Regions from separate parts of the Homo sapiens genome. Here region 2 is linked to region 1. A link is a loop called in an ENCODE intact Hi-C map of the cell type or tissue named here. Cell type or tissue: PC-3. All regions are shown on one strand. Links, peaks and the distances in the headings refer to the core of each region. The heading gives the core; the rest is flanking DNA. Region 1 has its middle 19 kb from the start of LINC02053. Region 2 overlaps TTC14-DT (TTC14 divergent transcript).

Evidence for each region. A loop is a pair of places that touch in the nucleus more often than their neighbours do. Peaks named below come from ENCODE experiments on the same cell type or tissue, not always from the same donor. Only the 100,000 strongest peaks of a DNase experiment are listed, where the experiment ranks them.
Region 2: it touches region 1 in a loop (8-fold over the local background); 1 of 110 quality-filtered maps calls a loop at or near these places.

Annotation. Positions count from the first base shown.
Region 1 is chr3:180,430,623-180,436,019 of GRCh38, forward strand. No RefSeq gene overlaps it. Among named protein-coding and RNA genes, the nearest start is that of LINC02053, 19 kb to the left of the region's middle. In PC-3, for the core only: no CTCF peak of the experiment used is centred there; a DNase peak (open chromatin) is centred at 2,729; H3K4me3 peaks cover 381 bases; H3K27ac peaks cover 2,235 bases.
Region 2 is chr3:180,533,143-180,538,539 of GRCh38, forward strand. The region is part of intron 2 of TTC14-DT (TTC14 divergent transcript); the gene reads right to left. Among named protein-coding and RNA genes, the nearest start is that of TTC14-DT, 66 kb to the right of the region's middle. In PC-3, for the core only: no CTCF peak of the experiment used is centred there; no DNase peak of the experiment used is centred there; H3K27ac peaks cover 834 bases.

The DNA.
Region 1 (5,397 bases), core at 270-5,269:
AAAATAAAGCAAGAGCAGAAGCAATATTCATACAATAATGAAAAATCTTCAATGTAATTGAAAAAATATGTCAGGAAAAATTGTTATTTACAAACCCCTGATAGTTAATAAGAAGTATGGTTATTAAGTATTCCGGATTTGTTGGATAATAATCTCAGGAAGAGCTAAATTCCTCTGTTCAAGGAAAGGAATAGAAAAAGACATGGCGATTAGAAAACATGGGAGAAAGGAAAGTCTGGAAACAGTAAAACAGGAAAATAACGTAGCTGAGAAAGACAGGGAAAGAGATCTCAAACAGGTATTTGGGGAGCAAAATGATATATCTCCCAATACAACCATTTTCCTCTATCTCCCCATTAAAATGTTGGTAAAATTGATATTGTTCATTCACTGGTACTTAATGATGTACTTAGTGTTAAGAGATAACACATTGTGCTCAGATCCTGCCTGAAGGCTATTGTGAGGCAAGAATGGCGGATTCCTGTGATGACTGAGTCACATCTAGACTGCACACAAGGAACTTTCTTGCTCAAAAAAAAAAAAATCTTTGGTCTAAAAATTCAAAGTTTACATCATGCTTGACATAAACTAACTGAAAAGCATAATATATCTAGGCCAGTCCTATTAGAATTTCAAACTTTCAAGAGAACGACTCACAAATTTTGAAAAAACAATCAGATCATCCACAAAGAGAAAATTTAGCCTGACCCTAACTACACCACCACACCAAGCAGTGCAATGGAGTACCATCTGTAGAGTTTTGTTGAGACAAGCGGGGAACGATGTGCCTTGAGAATATAAGATCTAATCAAGATTTTTATGGCTAGAAAGGAACTTACACTATAAAATCTCATGTAGGGGGTAATCACTATGAGTCTCAATGATCTGAAAAAGCTTAACAGAAGTGTTATGCCTCAAAAACAGGCTTTGACTAGAAGGCAAAAGACATAGGCATTTCTAGGTATTTTGGAGAAGAAGTGATCTTAGAGAAGACGATGATATGTAAGGGGGAATTATTGAAGGTGAAGTGATCAAAAAGCTAACAAAGAAACTTGAGTCATGATTGTACATTATAAGAAAATGAGAATTATTGGAGTTTCATGAAGAAAAAGTGACATGAAGCCAACTGTTTCTCAAAACAAAACTGTAGGGAATAGACAGGAGCAACTAGAAACATGGGGCCGAAGGGACAATGCAAAGATCTAAGAGATGATAATGACTGCCTAAACCAAGATGGTGGCAATGGGGGTATTTACAAAGAGGTACAGGTGGGAAGGAATCATTTTGACAAAAGATCTGCTGGGGCTTAGTGTTAGGGTTACAGGGAAGGGATAAGAAAGGTAGTATATGGTTGTACTGTAAGTTCTGACTCAAGAGTTGAACTCAAGTTTATGTACTTATCATAAGATGCTTGAAAAACTCCACACTCAGTAAACTAATAGCAAAATAACCAGTAACCAACCCTTGAATTGTTCAGAGTATATCTAACCATTTTGTAACAATTATATTTCAGAAAGGCAGAAACTGAGAGAGAAAGTAACAATACATTTACAGACCAGTAGAAGGGTGTAAATAATAATCTTCAAAAAAGAAATGGGCAAATACTTAAAGGAGTATGTGCACATGAGAGCTATATAACCAGAAATTATGTGAAGGAAGATGCAAGAGCAAAGAATTAATAGTGATACGGGAGAAGCTGAATCAGTTCCGTAGGTTTACAGTCTGTGTAAGAGAAGTTAATGGAGTTGGAAAAATTATTCTTGAGCTACCTAGACTGGGGTTTTTCACAGAGGTGACCTAAAACCAGCTACTCTGATCGGGATTTTGCAAAAAGGAATTAAAGGTGTTTTAGGTACTGAAACCAATATCTCCGTCTTTATGGAGAGGATTGTGGGTGATCAGAACTAAAAAAGGCAGTGATTCAGGTAGTCTACCATTTTAAATTTTGTTGACAGGTAAGAGAGAAGAAACTAAAGACAATTCTAAGGTTTAAATTCAAATGACTAGAAGAATGATGATGTCATGAACATAAATAGCAAACTCTAGAAGGGAGTTTGATTTGGAGAGGAACATGAATTTAAATTTAAACTTGCTGAATGTGAAATGGCAGCAAGACATCCAAGTAGAAATTTATTACAGGCTGTTGGGAACCTGGAACTGGAGCCCATAGTACAGGCCTGGACTTTAGGATAGCAATAGGTTTTGGAATCAGTTTCAAGAAGGGATATTTAAAACCACTGGGGTTCTAAGAGAAAAAAGTAAAAACAGAAGAAGGGTCAAGGAAAAAACTTTAGGGAAATTCTACATTAGCATCAAAAATAGGAAGAAGGGTCTTACAGAAAACTGGTGAAATATTTGAGAGGAATTAAGAGAACAGATCAAAGACATCAATATAAAGAAACTTTTAAACATGAATATATGGTCAAAATATACTGAAAAGAGGGTAAGGATTGGGGAAAGCTTGCTGCATTCACTTGGATAGAGATATAGCAATTATAATAGAGACCCACATTAACAGTGGTTTAAACAAAATGGACATGTATTTCTCTTTCACATTAGTAGCCTGCAGGAGGATGATCCTGTTTTATAAGGTTGTCAGAAAGCTAATCTCTTTTGAGCTAATCTCTTATTGCTCCATTATTCCTAGGACATTACTTTCTTTTGTATGGCTCAAGATGACTCCTCACAGCACTCACATTCTAGGAAGCCATGTGGAGAAAAAAAAAGGAAAGGAAGGGGGTTGTGATTCAGAAGTGGTATGCATCACTTCCTTCCCCTCCCTTCACATTCTGTTGGCTATAACTTAGTCATATATCTATGACTAGATGAAACATAGTCTGTAGTTGAGTGGTAATATATTTGACAAATAATTCTATTATAATGAAAGAAAGGGAGAACAAATATTCACTGTTACCGTTACTGAATTTACTTAGAGTCTGATTTAGATGACCGTTCTCTATACTCCCATAATAACAAATCATAGCATATACCACCACACTGACCTGAATTATTTTGTTTAAACATTTCCCCTTTCAGACTATCAGCACCTTGAGTGCACGAACTATGACATATTCTTATCTATTGTTTCTATTATCTTATCATTCATCAATAATATTTGGTGAATAAATGAATGAGATAGCTTTAAAAATAGATCTGGTATTAGAAAAACTTTTGTAATTTAAATGATAAGGGATAAAAAATTATTTCCTCTAGTGAATGTGAGAATGTTCTGGCATTCCTTGAAATGGTTACCATAACAGGCACTGTGACATAGACAAAGAAGAAAACAGTTTCAGAGGAGAAAAGAACATCTAACTGAATTGATCAAAATAACATGTAAGGAAAGTACAGAAGCTCAGTATCTGTCATGTGGATACGCACAGTAAAAACCTGTCTGTGACTTGCACGTTAGTGTTCTGAGCCTAGAAAGCCCCATTAGCCTAAACTTCTCCAGGGCAAATGTGGATTTTTTAAAGTATTTATTTGCATTTAGCATCTGTGAGGTATTTTGTGTGCACACGCATGTGTGTATGTGTATGTGTGTGTGAATGAAGCACCATAAAATAGATATTTCTGATTAGATTAAGTTATAGGTTTATAAGTTTCCACTGTAAAGATCTCAGTTGGTGATTAAAAAACAAAACAATGTTCACCTATGATTCTAAGTTGCCTTGAAATCAGGAGGTGCATCTAGGTGAATAGTTACCATAGCCAACACTTGGTTTTCAATTATTCCTTTGACAGCTTGGTAACACATGTACTGAGCTCAAGGACTATAAAACCAACTTGGCCCCTCAGAAGAGAGTTAGCAGTGGCAAAACTAGATTAAAATTTGAGCCTCAAAGAAAACAAAATTGTCTGCTGCAGTCAGCTGATGGCATGGGGTATATAAGAACAAAATCTATATGCAAAAATTAGCACTAGGAGTAACTTTTTCTAATATTGTAAAGATATACATCTACTGGCAGCCAAAAATCACACTTAATGCTGAAATATTGAGTCAGTCTTATTAAAGTTCAGAACAAACAATGATGTTCTGGAAGTTCTGAAAAACACATTAAGAAATTGGAAGAAAGTACCAAGAATACAAATAATTGCAGAAAATAAAATTATATACCCAGGAAATCGATCAAAAAAATTAGAATAAGAAAGTTATAAAAATGGCTGTGAATAAGACTATATATATATTTATATGCACATATATACACATGTATACATATACCTATATATATAATATATAGAATGTTATAATCAACAAGTAATAATCAGAAAATAATATATAATAATAAACAGGATGTTTCATATAGACAAAACAAAATAAAAAATCATACAATATACAATATATAGGAGCAACATTAATGGTATATATAAAATCCGTATGAATAAGATTGTGAAACACAGCCAAGCAAGAGGGTCAAATATACCTGTTTTTCTATGGTAAAGTTAGATGTTATTGCTCATTATAGATGCTATAGATATTATTGGCTATTAGAGGAATAAATTCTTAATTAATTGGTTTGGTATAGTTTAATATAATTTGTTTTAATGTAATTCTAGTCAAACTCTCAATATTAAAGATACAATTCTAATAAGTAAGATGATAGTAATATAAAATAAAAATTAGGCAATTTTGGGTTGTAGAAGATATTTCCAACCATAATTACCAAAAACAGATACCATAAAAGAAAAGATATTAATGTAAAACTTCCATACCAAAAATCCACACACAAGAAAAATAATGGCAAAAAACAAATTGGAAAAAAAATTTAACTTTTTTACTTACAAATAGCAACATATTCTTATGGTAGACTTTGCTAATGCTAATGCCTGTCCTATATCTACTTTCTGCTACTTCTTTGCTTCCAGATCCCATATTGTGTTTGGCAGCAACATGCCAACTATTTTCTTTACTCTTGTAGTTGGATGTCCCTGTAACCATGTTTGGTCAATGAGACATAAGCAAAATTCCCTGGTTGGGGCTTCAGGGAAAGCCATGTTTTCCTTATTGAAAGGAAGAGTGTAAGCTGCCATGTGCCTTTTGCCATTGAGTCTTTCTGTCTTCCTTTTTGATATCTCAAATTGATGCCTGGAGGTGTAACAGCCATCTTTGACCATAAGAAAATAAAAGTCACCCACTAGTAAGAGTGAAGCATCAAGAGGACAATCTAGTTCCTTTAGTGCCTGCACCAGACCTGAAATGCCATTGCTGAACTTGTTATGTGAGAAAAAATACCCTTATTTGGTCAAGCCATACCATCTGGTTTCTGTTACATGCACCTAAGCCAAAAAAAAAAAAAAAAAAAAAAAAACTTAATATTTTAACAACTATAATTTTTTAAAGAAAAAGATGAACACTCTAACAGGAAAGAAATGAACTGAACACACAAGATACAATTT
Region 2 (5,397 bases), core at 263-5,262, 100 kb after region 1:
AGTAACCAGAAAACAAATAACAAAATGGCAGGAGTTAGTCCTTACTTATCAATAATAACATTGAATGTAAAACTATAATAAGATATCACCTCACCCCAGTTAAAATGGCTTATATCCAAAAGACGGGCAATAACAAATGCTGGCAGGGATGTAGAGAAAAAGGAACCCTTGTACACTGTTGAATGTAAATTAGTACAACCCACTACGGAGAACAGTTTTGAGGCTCCTCAGAAAACTAAAATTTAGCTACCGTATGATCCAGCAATTCCACTGATGCGTATGTACCCAAAAGAAAGAAAATCAGTATATCAAAGAGATATCTGCACTCCTCTGTTTGTTGCAGCACTGTTTACAATAGCTAAGATTTGGAAGCAACCTAAGTGTCCATCAACAGACGAATAGATAAAGAAAACATGGTACATATACACAATGAAGTACTGTTCAACAATAAACAAGAATGAGATCCAGTCATTTGCAACAACATGGATGGAACTGGAGATCATTATGTTAAGAAAAGTAAGGTAGGCAAAGAAAGAGAAGCATTGCATGTTCTTACTTACTTGCGGGATCTGAAAATCTAAACAATTGAAATCATGGACATAGAAAGTACAAGGATGGGTTACCAGAGGCTGGAAAGGGTATTGGAGGGCTCGAGGAAGGTAAGGATGGTTAATGGGTACAAAAAAAATAGAAAAAATAAATAAGACATATGATTTGATAGCACAATAGGGTGATTATAATCAATAATAACTTAATTGTACATTTTAAAATAACTTATAAAGTATAATTGGTTTGTTTGTAATTCAAAGGATAAATGCTTGAGGGAATGGATACTCCCATTTTCTATGATATGCTTATTTCACATTGCATGCCTGTATCAAACATCTCAAGTATCCCATGAATATATACACCTACTATGTACCCACACATATTTTAAAAACTGTAAAACTTAAAAATTTTTTTAAATAAAAGCACATTAGACTGGGAGAACAGAAGCCTGGGTCAGACATCATACAAACACAGCCCCATAAGTCCAGTCTTCTCTACATGTGTGTTTTGTTTGACTCACACTGTTTTTGCTTTTGTTTTTGTTCATTGTATTTTTCAATTAAAATATTTTCATATAATTCTGAATTCCCAACTTTTATTTAAAAAGCAGATGAGGCCAGGCATGGTGGCTTACACCTGTAATCCTAGAACTTTGAGAGGCCAAGGAGGGTGGATTGCTTGAGCTCAGGAGTTTGAGACCAGCCTGGGCAACATGGCAAAACCCCGTCTCTACAAATATACAAAAATTAGCAGGTGTGGTGGCATGTATGCCTTAGTCCCAGCTACTTGGGGGGCTGAGGTGGGAGGATCACTTGAGCCCAGGAAGCAGAGGTTGCAGTGAGCCAATATCGCACCACTGCATTCCAGCCTGAGTGAGACCCTGTCTCAAAAAAAAATAAAAAACTTTTAAAATTTAAAAATAAAAGGCAGATGATCTGTCTATACTGAGCCCTCATTTTCACATATAAATAATCAGTTTGAACTGTTTGTCAGTGACCTTCCCCCTATGCTATTTACCACATTTCCCATGATCTCCTTTTATGTTATATTTTATATACTTGGCCTTTCTAACAGTTGACTCTGTGACCATTGACCAAACTTCTAACAAAAATTGTGCCACCAACAAGCTGATTGACCTCAAACAAGTTAATACATCTCTTTTGGACTCAATGTCTTCATATGACATTGGAGGAAGGGGTCTTAGGGTAGTTGATATCCTCACCTCTGAATTCTTCAGACTCTACTACTTATTCTAAAATTTAGAATACTCTCTTGTTAGAAGTAGACTGCCTGCTGTAACTTCTACTATCAGTGAAATCTTCTTATGACTATCATTAAATTTAAAAATAGTTTTATTAGCTTTTAGTCACAAGAAAAGAATTCGCAAATTTAGGAGCACTAAAAAGAAATATACTTCAATCTTAAAGCCCTCAGAACGGCTTATCTGATGTCAGACTTGATTTGGAAAATTTTGACTGAACAGCTTCTGTTTATAACTTGGGGGCTGTTGATCTCAACTAGATTATAGCTGATGTTGCCTATTTAAAGCCCAAATAAATATTAAAGAAAAGAGAAAGATGGGAGTGTATTCATTTTCTTCAATTAAATCTTCCACGCAACTGATTGAGGAAGTAATTTTCTCAGTAGTCACCCAAACTTTCTTTGCCATAATTACTCTGCATTGTCTAATTTGGATTTGTTTTCAAGTTATTATTTCAAAAAAGTCACTGAGTACTTTTTTTTACTAGTATCTCCTACTATCATGTTCTCAAAGGCATGTTATATATTCACTGGATCATACCAGAACAATTGTGAACACAATCAAATTATTCCGGGATCATAAAGAATACACGGTAAGATTTTTCCAAAAAACAAAATATTTAAAAGGCAAACTGGTAGGTGTATTAATTGTGCCTCTTAAGCTTGTCATTACAGAAGTTCCTTTTTATTTCTCCAAGTCAGAAAAGTTTAAGGTCTTGTCACTCACAGTGTGGTGTGTGAACCAGCTACATCAGCTTTCCCTGGGAGATTGTTAGGCAAGCAGAATCTCAGACTCTACCCCAGACCTGCTGCATTAAAACTCACAGTTTAGAGTGAGAGTAGATGATGGCCAAGAAGAATCCCAGTGATAATTCTCTCCTGCCCGCCATGGTAGGAACACCAAATTGAACAACTATACACACAAGAAAGCACCTTCCTAAGAACAAAATTCACAGTACCTGGTTCTAACATCATATAAGATGAGAAAAGGAAAGATAGTATTGAAATCACAATGGATTACAGACAAATATTAGACCTCAAACTACGAAACTACTAAAAGAAAACATTAGGGAAACTCTCCAGGACATTGGACTGGGCAAAGATTTATTGAGTAATACTCCAAAGCACAGGCAACCCAAGCAAAAATGGACAAATGGGAACATCTCAAGTTAAAGAACTTCTGCACAGCAAAGGAAACAATCAACAAAATGAAGAAACAACCCACAGAATGGGGAAAAAAATTTGCAAACTATCTATCTGACAAGGGATTAATAAAAGGAATATATAAGGAGCTTGAACAACTCAATAGGAAAAAAATCTAATAATCCAATTTAAAAATGGGCAAAAGATTTAGACATTTCTCAAAAAAAGACATACAAATGGCAAACACATATATGGAAAGGTGCTCAACATCACCAATCATCAGAGAAATACAAATCAAATGAGATATTATTATCTCACCCCAGTTAAAATTGACTGTATCCAAAAGACAGGCAGTAACAAATGCTGGTGAGAATGTAAAGAAAAAGGAACCCTCATACACTGTTGGTGGGAATGTAAATTAGTACAGCCACTATGGAGAACAATATGTAAGTTTCTCAGATAACTAAAAATATAACTACTATATGATCCAGCAATCCCACTGCTAGGTATACGCTCAAAAGAAATAAAATCAGTAAATCAAAGAGATATACTTTTATTTTATAATAAGCACTGCCATGTGTTTATTGCACTGCCATGCTTATTCACAATAGCCAAGATTTGGAAGCAACCTAAATGTCCATCGACAGATGAATGGAAAAAGAAAATGTGGTACATATACACAACAGAGTACTATTCAACCATTAAAAAGTAGGAGATTCTGTCATATGCAACATGCATGGCACTGGAGGACATTATGTTAAGTGAAATAAGCCGGGCACAGAAAGATAGACTTCACATGTTCTCATTCATTTGTGGGAGGTAAAAATTAAAACAATTAAATTCATGGAGATAGAGAGTAGAATGATGATTACCAGAGGCTGCTAAGAATAATGCAGGGCAGGGACGGACCCTGGTATGGTTAATAAGTACAAAAATATAGTTAGAAAGAATTAATAAGATCTAGTATTTGATAGCACAACAGGGTGATTACAGTCAACAAAAGTTGTTATACATTTTTAAATAACTACAGGAGTATATAAATGGGATGTCTGTAACACAAAGAAATGATAAATGCTTGAGGTGATGGATACCGTATTTGCCCTAATGTGATTTTTTTTAATTTTTCTTTTTTATTTCAATTGGTTTTGGGGTAACAGGTGGTGTTTGGTTATATGGGTAAGTTCTTTAATGATTATTTCTGAGATTTTGGTGCACCCATCACCTGAGCAGGTGTAGAGTAACTGTACCTGATGTGTAGTCTTTTATCCCTCACCCCCTCCTGCCCTTCTCCTGAGTCCCCAAAGTCCATTGTATCATTCTTTGCATCCTCATAGCTTAGCCCCCACTTATAAGTGAGAATGTAAGATATTTGGTTTTCTATTCCTGAGTTACTTCACTTAGAGTAATGGTCTCCAATTCCATCTAGGTTGTTGCAAATGCCGTTATTTTATTCCTTTTCATGGCTGAGTAGTATTCCATGGGGTGTGTGTGTGTGTGTGTGTGTGTGTGTGTGTGTCTCACATTTTCTTTATCCATTCATTGATTGATGGGCATTTGAGCTGGTTCCATATTTTTGCGATTGCAAATTGTGCTGCTATAAACATGTGTGTGCACATATCTTTTTTGTATAATGACCTCTTTTCTTTTGGGTAGATACCCAGGAGTGGGACTGCTGGATCAAACGGTAGATCTACTTTTGGTTATTTAAGGAATCTTCACAGTGAAAAGGAAACTACTAATGGTGGTACCAGTTTACAGTCCCACCAGCAGTGTAAAAGTGTTCCCTTTTCACCACATCCATGCCAACATCTATTTTTTTTTATTATGGACATTCTTGCAGCAGTGAGGTGGTATCACACTGTGGTTTTGATTTGCATTTCCTTGATAATTAGTGATGTTGAGTATTTTTATATGTTTGTTGGCCATTTGTATGGTTTCTTTTGAGAATTGTCTATTCATGTCCTTAGCCCACTTTTTGATGAGATTATTTTTTCTTGCTGATTTGAGTTCCTTGTAGATTCTCCATATTAACTCTTTGTTGGATGCATAGTTTGTGAAGATTTTCTCCCATTCTGTGGGTTGTCTATTTACTCTGCTAAAGATTTCTTCTGCTGTGCAGAAGCTTTTTAGTTTAATTATGTCCCATTTATTTATCTTGGTTTTTGTTGCATTTGTCTTTGGGTTCTTGGTCATAAAGTCTTTACCTAAGCCAATGTCTAGAAGGGGTTTTCCAATGTTATCTTATAGAATTTTTATGGTTTCAGGTCTTAGATTTAAGTCTTTGATCCATCCTGAGTTGATTTTTGTATAAGGTGAGAGATGAGGATCTAGTTTCATTCTCTACATGTGGCTTGCCAATTATCCCAGCACCATTTGTTAAATAAGGTGTTCTTTCCCCACTTTATGTTTTTGTTTGCTTTATTGAAGGTCAGTTGGCTGTAAGTA